3 separate regions of the Mus musculus genome follow, and all the other regions are linked to region 1. A link is a loop called in an ENCODE intact Hi-C map of the cell type or tissue named here. Cell type or tissue: left cerebral cortex. All regions are shown on one strand. Region 1 overlaps Trio (triple functional domain (PTPRF interacting)). Region 2 overlaps Trio (triple functional domain (PTPRF interacting)). Region 3 overlaps Trio (triple functional domain (PTPRF interacting)).

The links. Hi-C counts contacts between places; a loop is a spot of excess contacts. Peaks named below come from ENCODE experiments on the same cell type or tissue, not always from the same donor. Only the 100,000 strongest peaks of a DNase experiment are listed, where the experiment ranks them.
Region 2: a loop joins it to region 1, with 4 times the contacts of the local background. A loop is called at or near these places in 22 of 42 quality-filtered maps.
Region 3: a loop joins it to region 1, with 2.5 times the contacts of the local background. A loop is called at or near these places in 4 of 42 quality-filtered maps.

What each region holds. Positions count from the first base shown.
Region 1 is chr15:28,014,672-28,022,671 of GRCm38, forward strand. The region is part of intron 1 of Trio (triple functional domain (PTPRF interacting)); the gene reads right to left. Among named protein-coding and RNA genes, the nearest start is that of Trio, 7.2 kb to the right of the region's middle. In left cerebral cortex, no CTCF peak of the experiment used is centred here; DNase peaks (open chromatin) are centred at 4,909 and 7,116; H3K4me3 peaks cover 672 bases; H3K27ac peaks cover 669 bases.
Region 2 is chr15:27,933,641-27,941,640 of GRCm38, forward strand. All of the region lies in intron 1 of Trio (triple functional domain (PTPRF interacting)), which reads right to left. Among named protein-coding and RNA genes, the nearest start is that of Gm29975, 57 kb to the right of the region's middle. In left cerebral cortex, a CTCF peak has its summit at 4,162; DNase peaks (open chromatin) are centred at 3,511, 3,828, 4,148, 4,374 and 1 more place; H3K4me3 peaks cover 1,029 bases; H3K27ac peaks cover 2,938 bases.
Region 3 is chr15:27,950,502-27,958,501 of GRCm38, forward strand. All of the region lies in intron 1 of Trio (triple functional domain (PTPRF interacting)), which reads right to left. Among named protein-coding and RNA genes, the nearest start is that of Gm29975, 41 kb to the right of the region's middle. In left cerebral cortex, no CTCF peak of the experiment used is centred here; DNase peaks (open chromatin) are centred at 883, 4,098 and 4,681; H3K27ac peaks cover 4,673 bases.

The sequences.
Region 1 (8,000 bases):
AGTCAAAATTCTCCAGAATACAATTTAACAAGAATGAGAATATTTGTAGAAAGTGCAGAACACAGTATATAGAATTAAAGAGTTATCTCCCCAAATCAGGAACCAAAATTCCACATTATGACTTAATGCTTAAACAAATAAATGGGCAATACTCTGCCAGTAGCACAAAAAACTCACCCACTCTTTTCTGATCTGTAGAACTGAGTGCACGTGAGCACATGCGTGCACATACACTTGCATATTTCCTAGGAGCCCCATACTGAACCAGGAGTATCACTGCATTCTCTGGGGAAACTCCAGGGAAGGCAGCAAGCAACACCTTCAAGCCATGGCTCCTTACTTCAAGTGAGAGTGCACTGGAGTCCTGAGACCAGATGGGCCCAATCCAGCCTCATCTAGCTCACAGCCATTGCTACTGCAGATCCTATATAGATAGCTCATCAAACATCCTTACTGATAGATGCCCTGTCAGGTGTCCTGACTGATGTACCACCTTCCTTCTTAGTTCTTCTCTCTGGCAACTAATGCACAATGCAATGAAGACGATAGACTTCCGTCCTGTTAGTAAACTACATCTATTTGAAACTGATCTCTTTCCCTCTTGGAGACATCTTATTTCAAACTTTGTGCTGCAGCAACATTGGAAAGCAAGCCACAGGTGCAGCCTGGCGGCCTCTGGGGCTGAAGGGTTTATCTGTTTAGATGACTACCCAACCAGGCTCTGTGTGGAACAAAAGCTCACCAGGACTGGGGTTCACTCTCTCCACTTTAATGGACAGATGGACATCTCCAGATGGACATCTGTCTATCACTTTGGTAGAGGCAGGCATTCTGAAATTGCCTCCTGCATGTGAGGTAAGGGAAGCCAGACTCTTCACTATCAAAAGAGTCACAAACATGGAACCAGCAAGAAGAGCCCTGTGTGCTGGAGGCCTGCGTTCAACACATGGTTTTTCTTTCAGTTAGGTGAAGAAAGAGAGCCAAGGATAAGTGCAACCATGTAATTATGCTGAGTGTGTGTTTGGTTATGCAGTATTTACACACACAGTCACGAGCTCAGTCCACTGAGAGGTTCTGCAGGCAATGAGCACACTGATCGCCCATTCTGCTAAAATGAACCAGTAATGGCTGATCCCTGGGCCGGGGCAAGGGAAAAACAAGATGATCCTTGAACTATTTATTGTGCCCCGAAGTGAACAAGTACTAAAAATGAAATAAAATGATGGAGACGGGTTACAAAAGATAAAGGAGCCAGCCTAAAGCTGCTATTCAAATTGTGGACAATTTGAGCAGCAAGATAATGGCAGCAAGTTTGTAACTAACAGAACGCACAGGATGCCATTCATGAGGCCGTGCTCATCACACATGTAAGATGTGCAAAGGGAAAACGCCTTCTTGTGATGGAAAAAACCAACAGAGGAGGATACTGTTAGAAAAGCCACTATTTGGCAAAGCACCAACTAATAAGTAATTCAGACAATGATCTACAAGAGACGCCACAACTAACAAATAGAAAAAGGGGAAAAAAAGAAGGTTTCACACAGCTGCACATTATCTCACCACGAAATGCTAAGTAATTACAAGGGGAAAGGGACCTGGAGTGACCACCTGGATCATATGATGAAAAGTGACACTACCACACTGGGGCAGCTGGATGGCAGTGGAGTAGCTGGAGAGCAATGGGATAGCTGAAAGGCAGTGGGTACAGCTGGATGGCAGTGGAGCCGCTGCATAGTGGGGCAGCTGGATAGCAGTAGAGCAGCTGGATGGCAGTGGGCAACTGGATGGCAATGGGGAAGCTGGATAGCAGTGGGCAGCTGGAGGGCAGTGGAGCAGCTGGATGCAGTGGATAGCTAGACAGCTAGATGTAGTGGGGTAGCTGAATGCAGCGGGATTGCTCCTGGATGTGTTGTTACAGGAAGATCACCTGACAAAAACTCCACAGCCTGAATCTAATGGGGAATCACACATCTCAACCTGGCAGATGCTAACCAGTACACATATTCAATAACATCAAGGTAACGGAGAAGACAGACTAAGAAGTTGTTCTTATTAAAAGCATCCAAACAGCTATAAAACTAAATGCAATATGTGATCCTAAAATGATCATGGGTCATAATTTTCTTAATTGTTAAAAGTATTTTCGGCCAGGTGATGGTGACGCACGCCTTTGATCCCAGCACTTGGGAGGCAGAGGCAGGCAGATTTCTGAGTCTGAGGCCAGCCTGGTCTACAAAGTGAGTTCTAGGACAGCCAGGGCTACACAGAGAAACCCTGTCTCGAAAAACAAAAATGAAACAAACAAAATAAAGTACTTGCTGTCAACAGATTAAATTATATTAAATTGGTAGATTTTATATGATGGTATTGTACTCACACAGTATGATGCTATAGGCATATACTCTCAGCACTAGGGAGGCCAAAGCAAGAAGATTACAAATTCAGGGCCTACCCAGGTTACTTCATGAGATTCTATCTCGAAGGAAAAAAATCAATAATTCCTGACCTTCATCATTGTGTCAGGACATTTTCTTGCTCTCAGAAACACATATGGAACCATTTAAAGCAGCGGCTCTCAAGCTTCCTGACACTGCGACCCTTTAATACAGTTCCTCAGGCTGTGGTGACCCTCAACCACAGAATTATTTGTTGCTACTTCATAACTATAGTTTTGCTACTGTTATGGATCTTAATGTCAATATCTGATATGCAGGATACCAGTTATACCACCCCCACCCCCAACAGGGATCACGACCCACAGGTTGAGCTCTCCTGATTTACAGGCGATGGACGTCATCATTTCTACCGTTTGCTGTGGGATGGTTCAGGATCAAAAGGGAAATGATGTATCCAAATCCACAGAGGCAGACAAAACAAACAGGGAAATGGCAACAACTCGCAAATCAGAGAAAGCCTTCTTCTCTGCAGAGTATGAGTTCTGACCTCTCAAATTAGTTTCTTCCCCTTCCAAGTAAATGTATCTTTACATGCATTTAACAATGAAGACACAGCCGACTAAATACCCTGAAAAGGCAAAAGTAACAGCGAAGCTACAATTCAAAGAAGCTCATCCTGACCGCCCTTTGTATTACCCTTGGTTACTTTGAAATAAAAGACTTAACGTAATAATGGTTCAAAAGTAACACCCAAGCCGGGCAGTGGCGGTGCACACCTTTAATCCCAGCACTTGGAAGGCAGAGGCAGGCAGATTTCTGAGTTCCTGGCCAGCCAGGTCTACAGAGTGAGTTCCAGAACAGCCAGGGCTACACAGAGAAACCCTGTCTAGAAAAAAAACAAAAAACAAAAAACAAAAAACAAAACAACAAAAAAAAGGAATCCCCAATTTCAGACTAAAATACCCACCCAATTCTGTTCTTTTATTCGTCAATACACTATCAACTCTGAGGAGATCAGATCAACTGAGTCTCGTAAAACCGCATCCCAAATGTAGAAGAGCCCAAAACAAATGCCTAACACTTGTCTTACTAAAAGGAAAAGGAACAAATGACCTTCCCACCACCACCACAATCTCTCAATATCATCTGCTTGTACAGAGCATGAAAAACAGCAAAGGAGGGGGCAGAGAGAACAAAACAGAAACACAGACAAGCCAGGACGCCCATGGCCACTTAGGAAAACCACTGCTTGAAAAGATGCTCCCCAGCCCTCTGGCTTGTTCTTTCCCTAAGTAAGGAAGAAAGCCCTAGGACTCGTTACAATATATTACAAGGTAATGGCATAAGGAATCCCTTACCTGGCTAGCTCCATTGGGCCCTGCTCTGCCTCTCCTGCCAACACTGCATTCATAGCCACAGACATTTCCCAGCACTTTCACCCAGTCCAGACAGCCAAAGACACGGGAGCAATACGTCAGTCAAGACTTCCCCATGGTCTGCAACAGATGTGAGTCAAGTAAACCAAGCCAGCCATACTCCTCCCTTGGCAATGTGGGGCTACTTGTGTTATTTGTGTAAAAGTAGTATGCGATATAATTAGGTAGAAAGAGACACAGAAACTAAATTACAGAGCCCAAACCAACACAGGGAAACACTTGCTGTATCCTAGAACCTTTCAGTCAACTTTTACTTGGTACTACACTGTGGAATTATAGCTTTGACCATCAACACCCAAGAATCTATGTCTTACATTTCAAATGACAGTCCAGACTCTACAGGATGCGGTATACAGTGAGGCCCCTTTACTTGCCCAACAGAGGTTGGGAAAATAAAGGGAACAGGTATTTTTATAAGAGAGACCTGGGGCACAAGAAGCTGACAGAGACATCTGCAACCCAGAACCACACCACATGCTGAAGAGGAGATCTGAGTTTTAAAGAGAGAGAGACATCTTACATGGGACCTGGCAAATCACAGCACCAAGTGGCCAGTGAATGAGAATACTAACAAACAGCCAGCTTTTCTTGGAGGGCAGGGCTGGTGTTAATGGCTCTTATGCAGTATTCAGAATAATAGGTATGTTTGGGGAGTCACTTTCTCTGTCTCTTTGTCTGTGTCTCTCTCTCTCTGCCTCTCTCTCTCTCTCTCTCTCTCTCTCTCTCTCACACACACACACACACACACAGACACACACAGAAGGGGGACTCATCTGGGGTTCCCTCTCTTCATGAACAGTGACAATCTATGTAATCCAGTATCCCCAAAACCAGAATTACTAAGAAGAGCTCCATTTTGCTAAAAATCTTGTGGATTTCCACCATCCATCTTTCCCTTCTCCTCATCAGAATATGAGACAAGTCGATACAAAGAGGATGATCTGCAAACAGGAAGACAGGAACAGCCCATCTCCAAATCCCTAGAAAGCTTGTTCAATGCCAGAAGTACAGAGGCACTGCAGTAAAAGTCACGAGAGCGGGAAAACTCAGAGCAGCAGCAATCAGAGCTGCCAGTGTTGCAATACTGGTGAGTCGTGCTTCAAGCCACCAATCTTACCTCTTACTTACATACCAGATGGCTTCCCGCAAGGCACACTTCTCATGGGAACCCAGGAAGGAACTTTTATTTTCGGAGAAAAAAACCAAATTGGGTGATATATCTAGTACATCACACTTGTCTATAGGTGACTTTGTAATCCCCTCCCAAGAGGATCTTAGACAAGGAGCTAGGAAGCTAAAAGTCAAGTACATTTGTCAACAAAAGATCTTTGGCCTGCAGAGCACATGTGGCCCTCAGACTAAACACTCCACAGGGGGCAAAGTCTCTGGAGAGAGACAATTCCAGAGGTCACCCTCTTCCTGCAGCTCTGCTCACTGCAGCCCAAGTGAACATCTCTCACCAGCTCTGTGACAAGCAATATAAACTTTCCCAAGAAAGCAGGCGGCTCCTTATTTGGATCTTAAGGGGCTTCCTTAGGTGGATAAAGAATAGAAAGGGGAAATTATGAAGTCAAAACACAGTTATGAAGGAAATTTAATGTGTCTACTATTGACTAAGAATTGCAAATGAACATTTACAGATTAACCATAAATGTTCAGAGGGAGATTTCCCATAAACAAGGAGGTCTTGCGTGTAAGGCCTAATCACATCACAACCTTGGGACAGCCTATTAGAGATACTGGTCTCTTTAAGCCAGCAGGGAGCTGAAGTATAGAAGGGGTTTGGTGGAGAGTTAGGTAAGGCAAAGTTACTTTAAAGGAAGGAGAATCTAACACCAGAAATCAGGAAAACTCAGGGACAGAAAGCAGAGGTGACAGCCACACACCCACACCTGTAGGGCCTTCCCCCACAGCCTTAGGCTGCTTTTTATCAATTCAGAGACACAGGCAGGGACTAAGCCAAAATGTGATAAAGCAGCCAGCTCTGCAGTGGTCACAGAAAAGCTCCTCATGGCCATTCCTGTGCCACTCCTTTGGTGACAGCTCCTCCTCTGAGAACTCTGAAAAGAAAGAAGAGCACTCTGGGAGGGAGCCAGGGTCTTGCTCCAGCTGTGGACCTCTCCTGGCCGCTGCATCTGATTCAATAAAGTGAAGATGCAAAGCACACCTGTCCTCCAGGCAGATGGCTCGGCCCCTGCCAGCTCACCAAAGGACAAGAGAAGCAGGAATGAGGGAAAGGACACCCAGGCAGGAAAGACATTCCACAGGAATTCAGAGAAGTGCCACTCAAATGCTTTCTTCCTTCAGTGTCCGAGCAGGACCTGTCTTCCTGCCGTCCTGTCAAGATAACACGCTCAAGGTAACCCTGGCCACGCCACTGTAGAGCTGATGAAGGATTGGAAGGTCACCGTTACTGCTTTTTATCGTCTAACACAGCTCGCTCCTATCAACATAAGTGATTTTTCTAGGTAAGTGTGGCTATTGATTAAGAATATGACTTCCCTCTGGAATCCTGCCAAGAATATGAGATTAAAATTTTATTTTCTTCGGCGCAGGAATAAAGTAAACAAAGTAAGTATCAGCTATGGCTCATTTAAGTCGATAACTTCAAACGTTACCTCTTGCTTTCCAGTATCCAAATCCATCATCATAACATTTAAAAAGTCTTTTTTAAAAGTACCTTAATTGTATTTTGTTAATCATACCTTTTTTTAAAAAATCACAATTAATACGCCTTTCACTTTGAACATCACCACAGACTTCATTTTAAAATCTTGGCGAAAAGTTCAGAGAGTTAAAAGAGCATGGGGGGGGGGGGGGAAATCAAGTAACATCCCACCTCAGTGAGTGAGTTTGCAATGTCTTGATGGAAGACTCCTTACTTTCCTCTGAAACAGCTTAGCTAGCCGTGACACCTAAAAAGGAGCGACCAACACACACTAGCACAGAGCATCCCCACTCCCCTGCCCCCAAGCTTTCCTCCTCAAAACACTCAGGGTACCAGGGACCTTCTTGAGAACACAATCTCTGTTTAGTACGTGAATGACCACAGCTTCCAAGCCTCAGAACTCGAATCTGACGCCCGCCACTTCCTCGGTACTAAGAGAATAAATATCAAGAAAAGCTTCCTCATCCTCCATATGAAAACCATCGCATCAACGCATAAAAAAAGCTTGCATGCTGCTCCCTCCCAAGGTGACACACTCACGTTGTCCTCCCTCGGTAAGCGTCGTCCTCCCTCGGTAAGCGAGGAGCTGCAGAGGCACCCAGAATGAGACTTACTAAGAAAGAAACCCCAGCGTGGTGGCCTCAGAAGAACCACAAACCTTTGTTCTCCACACGCATTCATTTAACGCCAACCAAAGCATGCCAGGCAGGTTAAAAATAATGCATTTATGTAAGTGCCCCCCCCCTCCCCAGCCTGTGCACACAGTCTTGCAAGGTTAAATACGGAGCTCTGAAAGAATGATTTACTGCCACAAGGACAGGGACCCAAAATAGATTGGCAATAAAAGTGATTGGTCCCAGGGGCGGTGAGAACTAATGTAAGCAACATCCTGGCCATGAGAGGCATCCAGGAAGGAGCACCGGTGTCCTATCAGACTTCTCAGCCCTGATCCCATCCCTACCCAGCTGCACTCTGGGAGAAAGTCACAGGAGCTCCCTGTAAGTCTGACTCCCTATCTGAAAAAAAAAAAAAAAAAAAAAGCTGGTCCAGCTCCAGTCTGTGACAGCTCTTTGTTTTGGTTTAGTTTTGAAATTTTCCTCATCTTTTTTTTTTCAGTGTCCCATTCTGAACAAAGAAAGGTGAAGTTCAAATTCCACTGACAAACAACAACAAAACCAAAAACCCTGATGGCTGCCTACTCAACCCACTTCAGCACCAGTCAGCTTGCCACTGTAGACCAAGCCTAAGTATAGTTGGTCAGGATTGCCAAAATGAACAAGGAACTTCCTTTAGTAGAGTGTTTAGCAGAGAAGGCCACAGCAGCAGAAGAGGGGAGAGCCTTAGTGGGACAGGTGTTGGGTGACTTAGTCCCCTTTTCTGTTTATTCCTTTCTTGCTTCTTTACTAAGCTTGTGCCTCTCTCTCTCTCTCTCTCTCTCTCTCTCTCTCTCTCTCTCTCTCTCTCTCTCGGAGCCATAGACTAAAACTGGTACCCATGGTT
Region 2 (8,000 bases), 81 kb before region 1:
GAGCACTCTATATCTGTCTCTCTCTCTCTGTCTCTGTGTCTCTGTCTCTGTCTCTCTCTGTCTCTGTGTCTCTGTCTCTCTCTCTGTCTCTCTCTCTCTTGTGTCTCTCTCTCTCTCTCTCTCTCTCTCTCTCTCTCCTGCCTTCAGATCCAGATCTAGAACTCTCAGTCACCACGTCTGCCTGCATGCCCCCATGCTCCCACCATGATGACCACAGACTAAACCTCTGGAACCATAGCTACGCCCAGTTGAATGCTCCTTTTTAACAAGTTGCTATGATCATGGTGTCTTTTTACAGCAACAGAGCACTGACTACAACAGAGTAATCACATATGGGAAGGTTGGATGTACAGGAGATGCCCAAGACAAGGTGTTGGGGGCTAGGAGATGGCTCTGCAGTTAGTAGCACACGCTGCTCTTGTGGACGGATGACCTGTGTTTGATTCGCAGCACACACGGCAACTCACACCTGCGTGTAACTCAGGCAACTGCACTCAAGTACACACACATACACAAAATTAAAAACTGTCTGTTTTTGTTTAGCAAGGATCGGTAGTCTAGGCCTTTAACACCAGAACTCAGGAGACAGAGGCAGGCAGGTATCTGTGAGTCTGTTGCCAGCCTGGTCTGCAATAGCGAGTTCCAGCATAGTGAGATCTACCTGGTGAGAACTTGTTTCAATAGCAAGGTTCTAATAACTTCCAGGACTGGATGTTTTGCTGAATCTATGAGAATCAAAAGTAGAAAGTATGCTGTGCTATGTGAAACATCAGAAAGATGGGTCTTAAAACTGGTACCTCATCAAGGGCATTAGTGGAACCCCATAGGTGTGGTCACCTCAAGGTTCTTTTTTGTTTGGTTGGTTGGTTGGGTTTTTTTTTTTTGTTTGTTTGTTTGTTTGTTTTTGTTTTTCTAGACAGGGTTTCTCTGTATGGGCCTGGCTGTCCTGGAACTCACTTTGTAGCCCAGACTGGCCTCGAACTCAGAAATCCACCTGCCTCTGCCTCCCAAGTGCTGGGATTAAAGGCGTGCGCCACCACCGCCCGGCCACCTCAAGATTCTTAAGCTCAGCTTTCTGAACTCCTGGTACTCTGGCAGTTACCAATGAGTTACAGAGTCTGGCTCTCAGTAGTACCCCACTACTGCAAACTTGAGCAGTTCTCCCAAAACCAACAAACCAAGGAGGCCAGGAATGTGACTGGGTGTGGCTGGAGAGACTCAGAAAGGGACTGGTGGGGAGCTGCCGTGAAGGAAAAGTGATTCTCTGTGTGCACCTGCCAGGTGAGCATGCCCAGCACACTGAAATGCTGTGTGCGCAAAGATGCTCCATTTCATAGTCATTCAACATTGGGAACAGGACACAGATTTACATGAGCGTTTAGAGCCAAGAAAGCAGTCCCTGGATTTTATAAACATATTTGTGTATAAACAAAGCCAAACTGGTGATTTTTATTTCGATGTCTTATTTTATAGGATCAGTAGCTGGAGAAGAAACTCTGTTTAAGACTTCACTGTCACTGTCCAGACTGGACTGATGGCCATTCCTATGAGCAGGGCCATACAGCTGGCAAAAAGATAAGCACAGGACCTAGGAACCATAGTCACCATGACACCTGCCTGGCTTCTCTCAACCCTCAGCCTCACCTGACAGCCACCACTTATTCTACCAAGGAAAGCAAAGCTAAAGAAGGTCTGACTTTCCTCCTTCCCATCAAACACCAAAGCCTACCCCATCACCACCACCATCACCACCATCACCAACAACCATTACCATCATCATCACCACCACCACCATCATCACCACCACCATCACCACCACCATCATCACCATCACCACCATCATCATCACCACCATCACCACCATCACCACCACCACCATCATCACCATCACCACCATCATCATCACCACCATCACCACCATCATCACCACCACCATCATCACCATCACCACCACCACCATCACCACCATCACCACCATCACCACCTCCACCATCACCACCTCCACCCTTCGCCATCTGCTGGTACAGCTTTAGCTGTTCCAAATGCCCCATCCCCAGCCACTCCCAGGAAGGTAAATTTCACCCCTCAGATAGCATCCCTAGACAGGAGAGAGGTGAGCCTGAGTAAAGCACCAAAACCTAATGGACGGAGCCAAGGACTCAGGAAGCAGAAGGTCACCACATCCTCCCTCCTCCCACAAGACTCTTCAGTTCACAGAGAAACCTTTTCAAAGAAACAATGCAGCCCAATATACCCAATGTGCATGCGGCCTTGGGAAGGAGACGAGGCACAAGGGCCAGGTGGGAAGACTGCACACTGTGCTACAAGCCTTCCTCCCCACATCTATTCCCCACCCTCTGTCCAAATTCTCCAGCAAGGAGGGCTCTTTGGGGACCTGGGATCAAGGGGATCTGATTCCTGATTTATAGGAGTTATTTCTGTCACTCTGTGTGCAGCCCATAAGTACTAACCAAAATTAGTCCAATGCCACTCACTTATCGGCAAGGTCCCTGGAGACGCTGGGCCAACAGCCTGGGCTGTCTCATTGTGGTTTTAGAAGCTGCTTTGCTAATGCGATCCAGATGTTTGCACTTCAAAAACTGTCGCCATGACATCAATGGAGCCCTATCATTCTTTTAAGATTTATTTTGTCTGTGTGTGTGTGTGTGTGTGTGTGTGTGTGAATTTGACAAAAACTAGGGTAAATCTGAGAAATGACCTTTAGGCAAGTCTATGAGGCTTTTCTTGATTCGTTACTGATGAAGGAGTGCCCAGTTCATTATGGGCAGTGCCACCCCTGGACATGCAGTCCTGGCATGTCTAAGAAACAAGCTAAGCAAGCCATGAAAACTGAGGCAGGAGGCAGTGGTATCCCATGGTCTCTGCTTCTGCTCTTTCCCTGGAACCCCTCAACTGATGAGGGTAACCGCTAAATCAAATCAACCATTTCTGCCCACAGTTGCTTTTCGTCAGCATTTTATCACATAAACAGGAGACAAACTAAAACAGCGTGCCTGTGTGTATGCGTGTAGACTACATGTGTGCCAGGGCCCACAGAGACTGGGAGAGGGTGTCAGATCCCCTGGAACTGGAATTACAGGTGGTGTAAGCCACTTGATGTGGGTGCTTGGAACTGAACCTAGGACCTTTGTGAGAGCTGCAATGAGCTTTTTCACCAGCCCCACCTTGCAGCCACCTAAATCTTCTGATGGTACCACCTGGTCATTAAACTAATACCACTGGGAAAATTAAACCCTTGTATATAGCGCTAGTTTGCACAACTAAGCCTCAGTTGTGGTGGGTTCACAGACCCAGAGACTACTGACTTATTGCAGAAGGCGGCAAGCCTGAATGTGTGGATCAGTGTCTTTCTAGCCCTTCTTTGACTCCTCTGTGGAATCACTTTAGGCTTGGAAGGGCCACAGCAATCATTTCCTCTCTCCTGGCTGCAGTTTCTTCCTGGGTGAGTCATGCATTTCGGAGAATCGTTGGAGCATTCAAAGAGAAAATGCATGCAAGCATCTTGCACCGGAGCTGGGCGGAATGTGGCACAGCTCACAGCAGCTGTCATGTGGCTATGACTGCCACGGGATGCAGTCACGACAGTGGAGAGGGGCATGGCCAGAGGCAGCGCACACGGCGGGGGTTCAGGTGTCGGAAAGGATGTGCTTGTATGGACATCCAGCTGAATACCCTTGAGCATCTGTCTCCTCCCCTCTCCAGCACACATCTCTGCTGGCCCTTCCCTCAACCAGTCACAGCAGAGCAAGGGAAAAGAGAGAAGCAGAAAGTCCAGAGGTTTTCTCTTCTAATAATGAAGCAAGTGGTTGCTATTGGCAACCAAACATTCCTGCCCTGCCCCCATCACCACTCAAGGAGACTCCGCTGCTTTGCACACTCTGGTCATTTTTCTGGTTATGATTTCCACCAGTGCAATCCCTCCTTGCGAGCAGGATAGCCTTGTTCACATTCCTGTGACCCCATGTGAAGGGCAGCCTGACAAAGGAAAAGCAATTTAATTACAAATGCGCGGCTGCAAGAAACCAATAGGGCCGTGGCAGCACAGAGGTATCTGTGTGAAGACAGTGACGGCATGCTGGCCACGTGGCCAGAGCTAAAGGGATTACATCATCTCCTTTGTGCGAGGATGAACTGCAGGAGGGGCTGTTCAGTGCTGCAAGCACCACAGGGAGCTGCAACGGAGAGCTGCGCTTCTGTGGAAAGTCGCCCTTATTTGTCTTCCGTGTCGAAAATAAAAACATGTCCCCCAAAGACGATATAATCAAGCAGGTTGGATTTTTCTAGCGGTTCATATTCATCGTTTCCCTGTGTCTTGTCTAATGCACTGTTTCGAGACTGGAGCGGTCTTGGGAGGAAGGTAGGACAGTTCTCCTCCCACTGCGCACAGACTCTCAGTTCCCCACACTGTGTGGCGTTCACTGCCAACAGAGACGGAAGAGCTGGTGTTAGGGAGGAGAGCTGGGCACATCCCCACGCAGGGCAACTTCTGTTCTCATTTACAGTGACTCCATTAAATTATAAACAAACAAACAAACAAACAAACAAACAAATAAATGAAAGCCGGGGTGGGGATGGGGGAAGGCGCCAGCCCAGAATGATGTTATTACCAAGAAGCCTGCTCACAAAATGTATCCTGTAAGCAAACACACCTGCCGCTAACGGTCATTCAAAACCTCGTCCAGCAGAGCAGCACAGGATCTGTGCCTACGGGTCATTTAGTGTGATCTCGACAAATGCAAATTAAACTTACAGAACAGAATAAAGGACGTCAGAACCCGCAGACACACACTCCATTGGTGATTCCCTCTTCCACAGACAGCCCAGTGAGTGCTGGGTACTCACTCAGTAAATAAGGAGGCCCAGCAGCTGGCTGGCATAAGTTTATAACAACCACCTCAGCCACCTCAGGATCACAGGATGGCCCTAGAACCAGAAATAATCCGCAGCCATTCCATGCCCAGGTCTGGTTTACAGAGCTGTCGTGAGAATCCTGTGTATGCACCTGCCTTGGGAAGAACAGCAGAAGCCTGAAGCCAGACAAGGGCAGTTTTGCAAGGCTGTCTACCCCAGCCTGTAAACACCTGAAGAGAGAACTGCATCCCCGTCACCAGGGTCCCTGTGCTTCACCTATGCAGTCTCCAGCTCAGAGCACCTGGAGGGGAATCAGACTCACAGGAAAGAACATCATTTTAAGGAAGTCAGCCTCTGGAAGCACACCCAAGAACTACCGCACCTTAATAAACTCCTTAGAGTCTCTAAGCAGGCTTGCCCTAAGCACTAACAGGCAAGCCTTAAAACCCTGAACATAGTGCCTGGCACACTGTGCCACAACAGTGCCAACAAACGTCAGCTCTACTGAGGACCATCTGCTCCAAAACAGAGCCCAACTCAGGATAGGTGAGAGGGACCCAGAAGGCAGGAACGACCCTGCTCGATGCACAGAGAACAAGGCTGGACCTGGGATCCGTTGTCTGCCCCCATAAGGCCCTGGCTTCAAGGACGCTGCCAGGGCCCTGTGTGTATTTAATCTACACAGTCAACACACAATTAACCAGTTGAGTAATGAATGGCTTGAATCAATTCATCTAACCCTACTAATCTATTCAATGTCACTTTGAACTGGCAGCGGATGCTTCTGAAATACATCCAGCACACTTCCCTGTAGCAACACTAGACAAAAGGTTTTGCAGACAGGATGCTCATTAGCAGATGCTCAGGTCGCACATCCATGTCTAATTGTTTTAAAAATACAAATGGAGTAAAGCTACAGATATGCATACATGATTTCTCCAAAATCCTTTGCTCATTTATATTGGTATTTTGCCAGCTTCTAATGCTGGGGTTTCCTAAATACAAATACAAAATCCACTGATACTCCTTAAACTCAGAGGTCTAAGCAAAATTGTAACAAAATCCCACCTTTTTAGCAATATAATCAGTCTAACTTGTAAACTCTGTTGACAAAGTAACAAGTATTTTGATGTGTATAATAATAATAATAATAATAATAATAATATAAGCACACTGATAATAGATGATTGATAGATATAAACAGATAAGATAGATGCCAGATTGATGGATAGATAGATAGATAGATAGATAGATCATGTGTTCAACTTGTAAGAAAGAATCTACAATGAAATCATAAAATGTAGTGGATTTTCCGAAGAAAGTAAGATACAAAGAATCAAGTTTTTCTTCCCTATGTGAACAGGTTACCATAATAGGATTGAGAACTAACAAACCTCTCCTTGAAGCTGTGTTTTACCACCTTTCAACATAATGGAATCCTATGTCATTAAAACTATTCCTAATTCTGACTGATGATCTCCATAATTCTGAGGTTCATATTCACACATCAAAGTAACAGACAGCAAAAGCAGCAGCAGCAGCAGCATCTAACTTGGCAACTGAGAGTTGAACAAGACATTTCAGTTTCTTTACTTGGCTCAGGACCCAAAACCAAGGGCAGAAAGGGAAGATACCACACACCCTCAATCCTGGTGCCAGGCACAGGAACAGGCCTAGCTGACAGGCAACTCACCTGAGCACACCCCGAGGCATCTTGGCTCAGTATGCTGAGGTACTGGGAAGGGAGAAGGTGGCACAGACAGTGGGAACGCTGTTTGCCATCTTCAAAGGCACATACTACCGATGTGGGCAAATGACACGGGGCAAAGGCCAGGAGAGATGCTTAAAGTGGCCAGGGCTTCAGGAAATGAAAGGAAGTGTCACTCATCCACTGTGTGCACATAGGGGTGTGTGTGTGTGTGTGTGTGTGTGTGTGTGTGTGTGTGAGAGAGAGAGAGAGAGAGAGAGAGAGAGATGGGGGTGAGACTCTGAATGATGGGTTCATGGATAAAAACAAAGCAAAGACACACAGATTAGCAGGTAACATCCCTCACTAAGAGATGCCACCCTTTTCCTTTTCTGGTTCCCAGTTCCCATGTGAAGGAACCAACATGAACCAGGACGGTGGAGGCTGAAACGGAGAGAGCTGAGCTGAAGACTAAGCTACTGTGACGCCCCATCACTGCAACGGAGGATGGCGATGGGGAACAGGTATGGGCAGAGCACGGTGATTAAGAAACAAGAGGGAGGTCTTGGCAAAGAGTAGTTTGCGTCCCTTGATTAGCTAAAGCACAATGACATGTTTTCATGGCTGTCGACTCGGGAGTTTGACTGAGCCTAAGCCCAGTTGTCCAAGTGCTTGGCCTTCCAAGGAGGTAACAGCCAGGGAGAACTGCTCGTTACATGGCTCCATGATCTTCCTGAGGTCACCCAGAGTAGAGACAGAAGAGAACCCCACCTCCGGCCATACTGTTCCCAGTGACACTAGTTTGAAACAATGATCTTGTGCCTTTATCAAAGTCTTGCAGCTTTCAAATACCACACTGGGTAAATCCTAGGAGCCTGTGTGCCTCCAGCCCATACCTGACCACTGTGACTCTCCCACCACTCCAATGCATCGTAAATCATGTTTTAAAGCTACACGTGGTGCGGGGTGTTGGGAGGAAAACACTGGTGATCCAAAGGGCTTCCTGTTTTAATATGAACTGTCACTTCCCGATTTGTCTCAAAAGGAAATGGACATTTGTTACTGCTCACGAGATCAACGAGATGGCTCAAGAGAGGAGAGAAATCAAATGGACAAGGAAGTTAAGTAGTCTGTTTCTCCGACTCTATCATTAAGGAAGAGTTACTGTCCACAATACTCACGAAACAGTTAATACAGACACACTCTAACACTAGGTAGCTCCAGTCTTGTTTTGCTTGGAATAGTTACTAAAACATTCAGTGCTTAGCGTGGACATTCAGTGCTTAGCGTGGGTGTTTACTCCTGTCGCTGCAATTATCTCCTTGGAAGGCCAAGCAATTGGACAACTGGGCTTAGGCTCAGTCAAACTCCCGAGTCGACAGTCGTGAAAACATGTCATGTCACCAGCCATGGGTCCCTTACACCCATCAGAACTTCACTT
Region 3 (8,000 bases), 64 kb before region 1:
TTTCATCGTTTATCTCCATATCAGGTGCTGAATCTGGGTCCTGGAACATGCTAGGCAGTGTTCCTCCACTGAGCTAGAACCTAAGCTCAGAAAATACTTAGTCTCCTTAACAGTTGTACTGGCTGGTTTTGTGTGTCAACTTGACACAAGCTGGAGTTATCACAGAGCCAAGCCTCCCTTGAGGAAATGCCTCCATGAGATCCAGATGTAAGGCATTTTCTCAATTAGTGATCAAGGGTTGGAGGGCCCATTTGTGGGTGGTGCCATCTCTGGGCTGGTAGTCTTGGGTTCTATAAGAAAGCAAGCTGAGCAAGCCAGGGGAAGCAAGCCAGTAAGAAGCACCCCTCCATGGCCTTTGCATCAATCAGCTCTTGCTTCCAAGTTCCTGCCCTGCTTGAGTTCCAGTCCTGATTTCCTTTGGTGATGAACAGCAATGTGGAAATGTAAGCTGAATAAGCCCTTCCCTCCCCAGTTTGCTTCTTGGTCATGATGTTCTGTGCAGGAATAGAAACCCTGACTAAGACAACGATTCAACAACCACGGTCACACGTCACTTTGAATTTTACCCTTAAAAATAAGCCATTTGATAATACTCTACCACTCCAGTACTGTGTGCCAGGGGATCTTACTCCTGCAATCACTGGCTGAATCCGCCAGTCCAAATTTGTCCTTTTCTCAGTGAGACCAGAGAAGGTGAACCTCCTTCACAGCACAGCCTTCAACAGCTTTCCCCACGAATTCAGCGCTCAAGCGCAAGCTCACAGATTAGAATGGAGACCATGGAGCCGATGCACACTTCTGGAATGTTTCCATTTCATGAAACCTCTGATTTCAGAACATCCAGTAGCATATTCCCAATGAGAAGCTACACGTGGCCACCACAACCTCCAACATTCATTTATGTAATCCTTTTGGTTTGCAAAGCATTTTCTCAAAGCTAATTAGCTTGCCAAATGTCTAGCCTATAAGATAAGTGTCTCTACTGTCTATACATGAGAAATGCAAGTCCTGGAAAAGGCCCAATGAATGATTTACTGAGAGGACCCAGCGAGAAGAACTACCACTCATGAACCATTCTGTTCACGGTACTAAACTGGAGCCTAAATTTGTTTGAGATTTGATCACTTTTACTCTTAGAATTTGCTAATTTGTGTAAGTTTTAGACAATACTCAGGATGCTTAAAGTAGTCTTTTAAAGTATCAGTTACTTGGAAAGCCTTAGCCAGCTTGCCTAGCTGTAATTCCAATACTGAGGATGTTGAGGCAAGAGGATTGTATTTAATATGCGACACTAGTAACAAAAGATACTTCTTAATATGTACCTCTAATACGTACTCTAATATTCTTAAAGTCACATTAATACCATCCTGGAGGGAGGATCATGTCCCGCTTTGATTTGGTTTTGTTTTATATGGATGTCATTTTTCTCTCTTAATTAATTAAAGAAACTAGGTCACTGTTTTTTCTCAAAGAGAACAAATGCTCCTACATTCAGCTTTTCTTATAAAGTTAAATCAAAAGCTCCAAATTTCTGTGATGTCTTAAACAGATTGGCCTTACTATTAAGACTAAGCAGAATGCATGCCACGTATACTGGGAATGAAGAAGAGCTATCATTTTCTGCAGTAGTGCATAGATGAAGTCAGAATATCCAGGGACTTTGTCTTTACAAACCACACTCTGCACCACTGGAAATCAAGCAGCCATGCATGCCTCTTAGCCCACCTGTTGACTGTTTCTAGGAAACCGACTAAGTATCTTTTGTAGCAGTCTGCAGACCCTGAAGCATACAATGTTTCACTTTAAACAGTACCCGGTACACTCCAAACTGAAACAATGTTTTACACCTCTGGTTGTCCTGGAAACCCCCTCCACATACCAGACTGGCCTCGAATTTACAGGCATCCACCTGCCTCTACCTCCCAGATGCTAGGACTAAAGAAGTGTGTCACCATACCCAGCTCGGAAACAGTTTTCATATTGTTTTCCTTTATTTATTGCACCAAATAGTTTTTCAAGATCTTTTAACTCAAGAGCACAGAATGTGTCCCCACCTTTGTAAGCCTCTGTTCAGGCTTATTCCATTATCACCTATTCCTAAAGATGACCCTATGTGTCCAGTTGATTCCCTACTCGAATGAGCCCTTTCAAATAGTTTTTGAAAAAATTAAACAAAAAATTCATGTTTAAAATGTTCACTCTTTAATTGTTTTGATAGAATTTTTACAATTTACATCATTCCTCTCCTAGATTTATGGCTAGGAGGATAAAAACTCTCTTAGAGAGCCCCTTAACTTCTACTCTGTGCACCTGCTACATGAAACCGGAAGTGTTGGTGTCCGTTTATTCCCTCAGCAACCATTTCTACCCTGCCTACTGCATGCTATGCCAGTCAACAAGGACAGACAGTTCCTGCCTCATAAAGGCTGACTGGCCTTCAGGAGAACAGAAACACCTGAGATAATAAATACCCCAAACACAAGCCAATGTGGAGCTGAGAGTCTAGAGGAAGACATGACAGGGGCCATGAGTTAGCACAGGGGCCACGGAGGACCTCTCTGTGCAGGAAACCTAACATGGAAGCCATATTCACCAAGGAGGTGGAGACAGTATGGGAAATATGCTCACTTCAGCAAAAGGAACGGAGGCAGAGGCATTGTTCACATCTTCTTCCAGGAACTCTTGAAGCCCAGGATGGAGCACTATGTACTGAGAAAGATGGCGGTAAAACCCCAGCTCTGACACCCCAGCTCTGACACTTTGACCTGAAGCAGTCGCCACTGCTTTGCTCTGCCCTCCACCACAGCATCACACATGAGGACAGCAAGACTTGACCTTGAAGGTCAGCTATAACCACAGATGTGCTTTTACCCTTGGGGCCGCTGGGGCTGTGGGTGTTATAATTAAGTCCTATATTTGCCACCAGACTCTCAACACCTGTAAGGCCAGAATCCTTAATGGAATGAGCATGCACAGGTAGAGTCTCAGTGAGTAGTTACACTTCTGCAAGCTACCTATATGTCTGCAGTCATATATCTAATTTATGTAACTTTGAAAGAAGTGTCACAGTGACACCATATGCTTGCATATTTTCTGTTTAGTCACTTAGGGAACTCAGAGAACTGGTAAATGAGCAAAGTTGGTAAATGTTTCTCCTGTGCAGAGGCTCCTAGAACCAGACATGCCCAGCAAGCTCAGGAACAGGTGCCAGCAACAGACTGTGAACCTAACCCTAGATACAGATAGCCTGGAAGGTCCAAGCGCAAATGCATCTGCCCTCTGGCCTGAGATATCAGGGGTCATGACTCAACACTGAAACTCGAGAATGGCAACTGGCAGCATCTGTTGCTTAGACCATAGGGCCATACTGCCACCGCTTTGTCTGTCACCAGCTTTAACATTCATATCTGAAGACAATCAGGGTCTGGAGCATTAGGCACTGTTTGAAAGAGGGCTCTTTAGTAATGCTGTGCAGAGCAGGCCATGGACTGGGCAAGAGCTGCTAAAGCTAAGTCCCCACGCTGGGATGATGAGATCAAGCAACCTTGTGACACCTACTGTTTAAGTGAACGTTTATAGGTCTGCAAAAGCAACCCTCAGGGAACCTATACAGACAGTAGTACTAGTGTGCAATAAGCTGTATCCACCACTTTCTCTCTAAGGGAAGAAAGAATTGGTAGGCGAGAACAGAGACACTGAAGGTGCTATGCCTGGGTCGCCACTTTCATAAGCTCCTCTGCACACGCCTCACACATGATTAAGACTCGCTGGTACCTTGTACCACGAAGCTGAGAGCGCTGATCCCAGAGAAGGGTATGAAAGAGAAACCATCAAATGAACTGGGGCAGTGGGGAGGCAAGGGGACAGAGAAGGAATGTGACAATAAAAATAAAAAGACCAGTCACAGCAGGACAGCCACTGCAGCTCTAGAGCAGCATAGAGTTCGTCACCTGTGTGTCACCTGCACTGACAACCTACGTAGTCATCCAGGATGAGCCATGTGGTTAACTATCCCCACAGCCCTTAGCTCCGCGCTCCTCCGTTCTGTTTTATATTTAGTAATCTATGGGGACATCTGTAGTTGTCACAAAGATGGGGGAGGAAGGTAACCCACTATACACCTACTCCCCATGCTCATTTGCATCTTGCTCAACTCCCCAGAATCTTTTCAGATATCCCCTAGCAGGAGAAAACCCTAAGCTAAGACCTCAACTCCATTCTGTTTATGAGGAGGAGCCATTTCCAGCACTGTTTCTGGACTCCACAGAATAGTAACCACCAATGGCCAGAGGAAGGCTCCCCACTAGAGACAGTCATGGCATTGGTAGTGACATGGCTCATACTATCTGCGTCACCAGTGAGAACATCTGCAAGCTCTCTGCATGCAGAAGTCTCACAGCAACGGGGATCAGTGCACTCCACATTCTGAAGACAGTATGGCTGTCAAGCTGTGCTCTGCAGACTGGCCATGGGGACCACAAATGTTCAGTGCTTCTTGGGGGGGGGGGGCTTCTGTCGTGGAGTGGAGCTGACTGTCCCTTAAGCCTCCAGCAATGAGGGCAGGCTGTGTTCCTCTCAGCACCCATGGAGAGTCACAGCTAAACCTTCGCACAGCAAATAAATGCTCACATATGCCATCTTCTTCCACTTGTTCCCTGCCAGCAGCGGTGCAATGCTGGCGTTCTTGGTGCGAATGGGTCTTACTTCAGGCAGAGCATCCCACGGTCCACAAGCACAGGGCTAGGTATGAGAGTGTTATCACCAGCCCCAGAGCATCTTGCCGTGTTCCAATTTTATCTTAAATGTATTTTTAGCATTTAGATACATATCACAATTAATTATAAATTGAAATATAAAGGAGATAGGCAGGATCTATTCTGAGTCCCTTTAAATAGATCTGAATTTCTGCCTCTCATTTTGTGAGCACATTCCTGAAATTCTCTGACTAATTTCTGGTTTGTCCCAGCCTACAATTTGAATGATTCAACACTGTCAATTACAATACGAGATGTTCAATCCACCTTAACAAGAAAGCAAGCTTTTTCTACCAAGTAAAATCTTATAAAGACAAAACCATTCTACTAGCAAATGGGACAACAAAGCACACAGGTGTTGATGTCACTGTAGAGGACTTAGTCAAAATAAGATGTGATCTGTACCTGTTCCATTTCACATGTGGCCTCCTGACACAGCTCAGCACACCAGGAGACCCTCAGAAGGACACCGCAGGCAGCGGCCAGAGAGGGCTCGTTCGGGTCCTAACACCTCCCAGGCAGCTGCAGTTATGCTGTGCGCCTCCCTCTCTGACATTCCCCAGCCGCCTGTCCTCTGAGACGCCTGACACACTTTTGTCAATCACAGGCTCACATGGTCGTAGCTGGGGACCATTTTTCTAGGCTTCAAAAAATAGCCTGTGCTCAGTGCTCCAGCTGAGACATCAGGGAGAGCTAGCAAGTGAAGGTCTCAACGTGCGGATGGTTCTTCCTACTGAGACAGTCATCGAGGACTGTCCTGACACCCCACAAAACAGACCAGACCCAAAGCTCCAGGGGCAGAATGCAGCCCTGTGACACAAAGTACAGCTCCCTCACAAAAACTCCACAAGCACTAGCAAAAAAGAGAAAGAAAACACTACACCTTTGTTCCCTTTTTACCATACTGCACTGTTGGCTTCCTCTATTAGGAACCCTGCATGGGCCTGCTTGCTGGCCCACACAGGAGAGCCCAGGCACAGATGAGAGCCCTCCATGAGAGAATACATGCTATTAGAGACAGCTGCCCTCGCTGTGAACTCCAGATGTGGTAAGCATGCTAGGGGCAAAGCTGGGCTCAGGACTTTGCTTGGTCAAACCTTCTTCTCTGCAGGAAACCAACTTCTAGCTTATCGTCCAGCCCCTCGTGGGGTGGGTGAAGGCAAGTGAATGCTGCTGCTTCCATCTCCTAGCTATATTACTAGCCCACTTAGGAGTACGAGTCTCCACTGAATGACTTCATCCCCCTACTGTGACCCCATCAGATGGACGCAGTGTCACTCCTGGCTGAGGCTTCAGGTTGCCGCTCCAGGCTCTGGGTGAGCCTTCACACAGGTAGGTGTTCCTTCCTCATGGAGCCATCTTTCTTTGTCACTTCTTGCACAGTTTAGAGGATCATGGTCCTGAGAAGACATACTGAGCTTCTCCTCGGCTGACGGCACCAAATATATAACAGGCCAGGCCATTGGCCAAATCGTCATAGCCATGGTCCATATAAGGCAACCCTTAGGTTCTTGTATCAGTGTCACCATGGTCCTTATAAGGCAGCCCTTATGCACTTGTACAGCCCAGGGGTCGCCATGGTCCATCCGTATACGTCAGCCCTTATATACCTGTACCAGTGCAGGGGTCGCCATGGTCCATCCGTATACGTCAGCCCTTATATACCTGTACCAGTGCAGGGGTCGCCATGGTCGTGTACATCAGCTCTTATATACCTGTACCAGTGCAGGTGCCCCTTCCCCTACCATCAGTGTATTTACCCTCTGCTTTCTCCTCATGCTGGGACCAATGGGCAATATCCCCACTTTCACCTTGTAGGCAATGAGTTTAGAGACCGTGCCCTAATACTTGACACAGTATGAGCTGCTGGCATCCACACACTTCCTGAACACTTTAAAGACAGAACAGCCAAAGTCCCTGATATCTGAAATATATCACGGCGGTGGTAGGGATGGGTGGTGGGGTTCGGGCTATTAAAATTGTGCAATTTTTCTGTTTCTGTATGTTTTCCCCCAAAGCTGTCCCATGAGCCTCTGCTCATATTCCGAAGACCCGAGTGGACTCGTCTGTCTGGCAGACACAGCTTTGCCGCTAAGGATGGTGCTCCACCTATGCTCCACCCCTTGAGTGGAGGCGCAAAGCTGCGGCCAGCATGTTCTCCCTCCCTTCTGCCACCTCTATCCACAGTGTCCCAGTGAGGCCAGCAGTGCGGGATGCTGGGCTACCAAAGCACTGACAATCAGGCTGGTTACTGCAGATACCGTGCTTCATTGAGTTCCACGGCCAATGATGAACTATAACGCTGTGATTAGAATTCTCTGTCTTCTACTTTCCTGTAAGTACACAATCTAAAATTAAGCAATACTTTAATTTACACAAAAGAAAACTAATTTGATAAACCCTCCTGTCTGTCTGGCCTGAAATGGCATTTGGATTTTTGGATTACTAACTTGAGACTCTGCAAATAAGCTTACCCTGTTGTGCACTCTGGGTGAGTCCTGCTGGTGACAGGAAGCTGTATGCAACTGCACTCCTTGGTTTCCAGACTCCAGAGTCCTTCCTTTCATAACACAACTGTGCAAGCAGGGTGGCCAGGCTGGCAGTTTTGCTGAAGCAAGTGTCCTTGTTCCTGAGCAGCGGCACTGGTTAGACAGACCATCATCGTCTCCTGTCTGCCTCTCTGCATCAAGCCCACCTCCTCTATGTGTGCATCTGCAGTACTGGCTGCTTTCCCGGGCGCCTGCCGACCCTCTGGTGCCATCGCTTCCTTTCCGTCAGGTGTACTAGTCTGAGTAGCACAGAAGCGCAGAGCATGATGCACTGGGCCTGTCACTCAGAGGTCCTGTCCATCAGAGGACTCTTTCCTTTTGTTCCTTTAAAAGCTGGCATCATGCCCTGTTCCCCAGTTTCACGTGGCTCTTCTGAGATTAGTATTTCTGTTTCTGTGCCTACCCAGATCCACTGGGGGAAGGTTCCCTCAAACAACTACAAAATGATAATGCTTGCACTCAAGTGAAATATGTTCCTCTGGTGAGCCATTCCACTCTCCCTCTACCAGGCTCTATTTGCTGGTATTTGCCTGGTATCATCTGCTAATACCCCCAGGATAACCCCTTACAGATCATCCACGAAAGCAGGCAGACAAGCCATCTTGCACATGTACTCCCTAGCCTTCAGAATCGCTGAGAGTGCTCACTCTGCGACTGTCGCCTTCCGTGTGGCTTTTAGCGCCTCTTTTCTTCACTT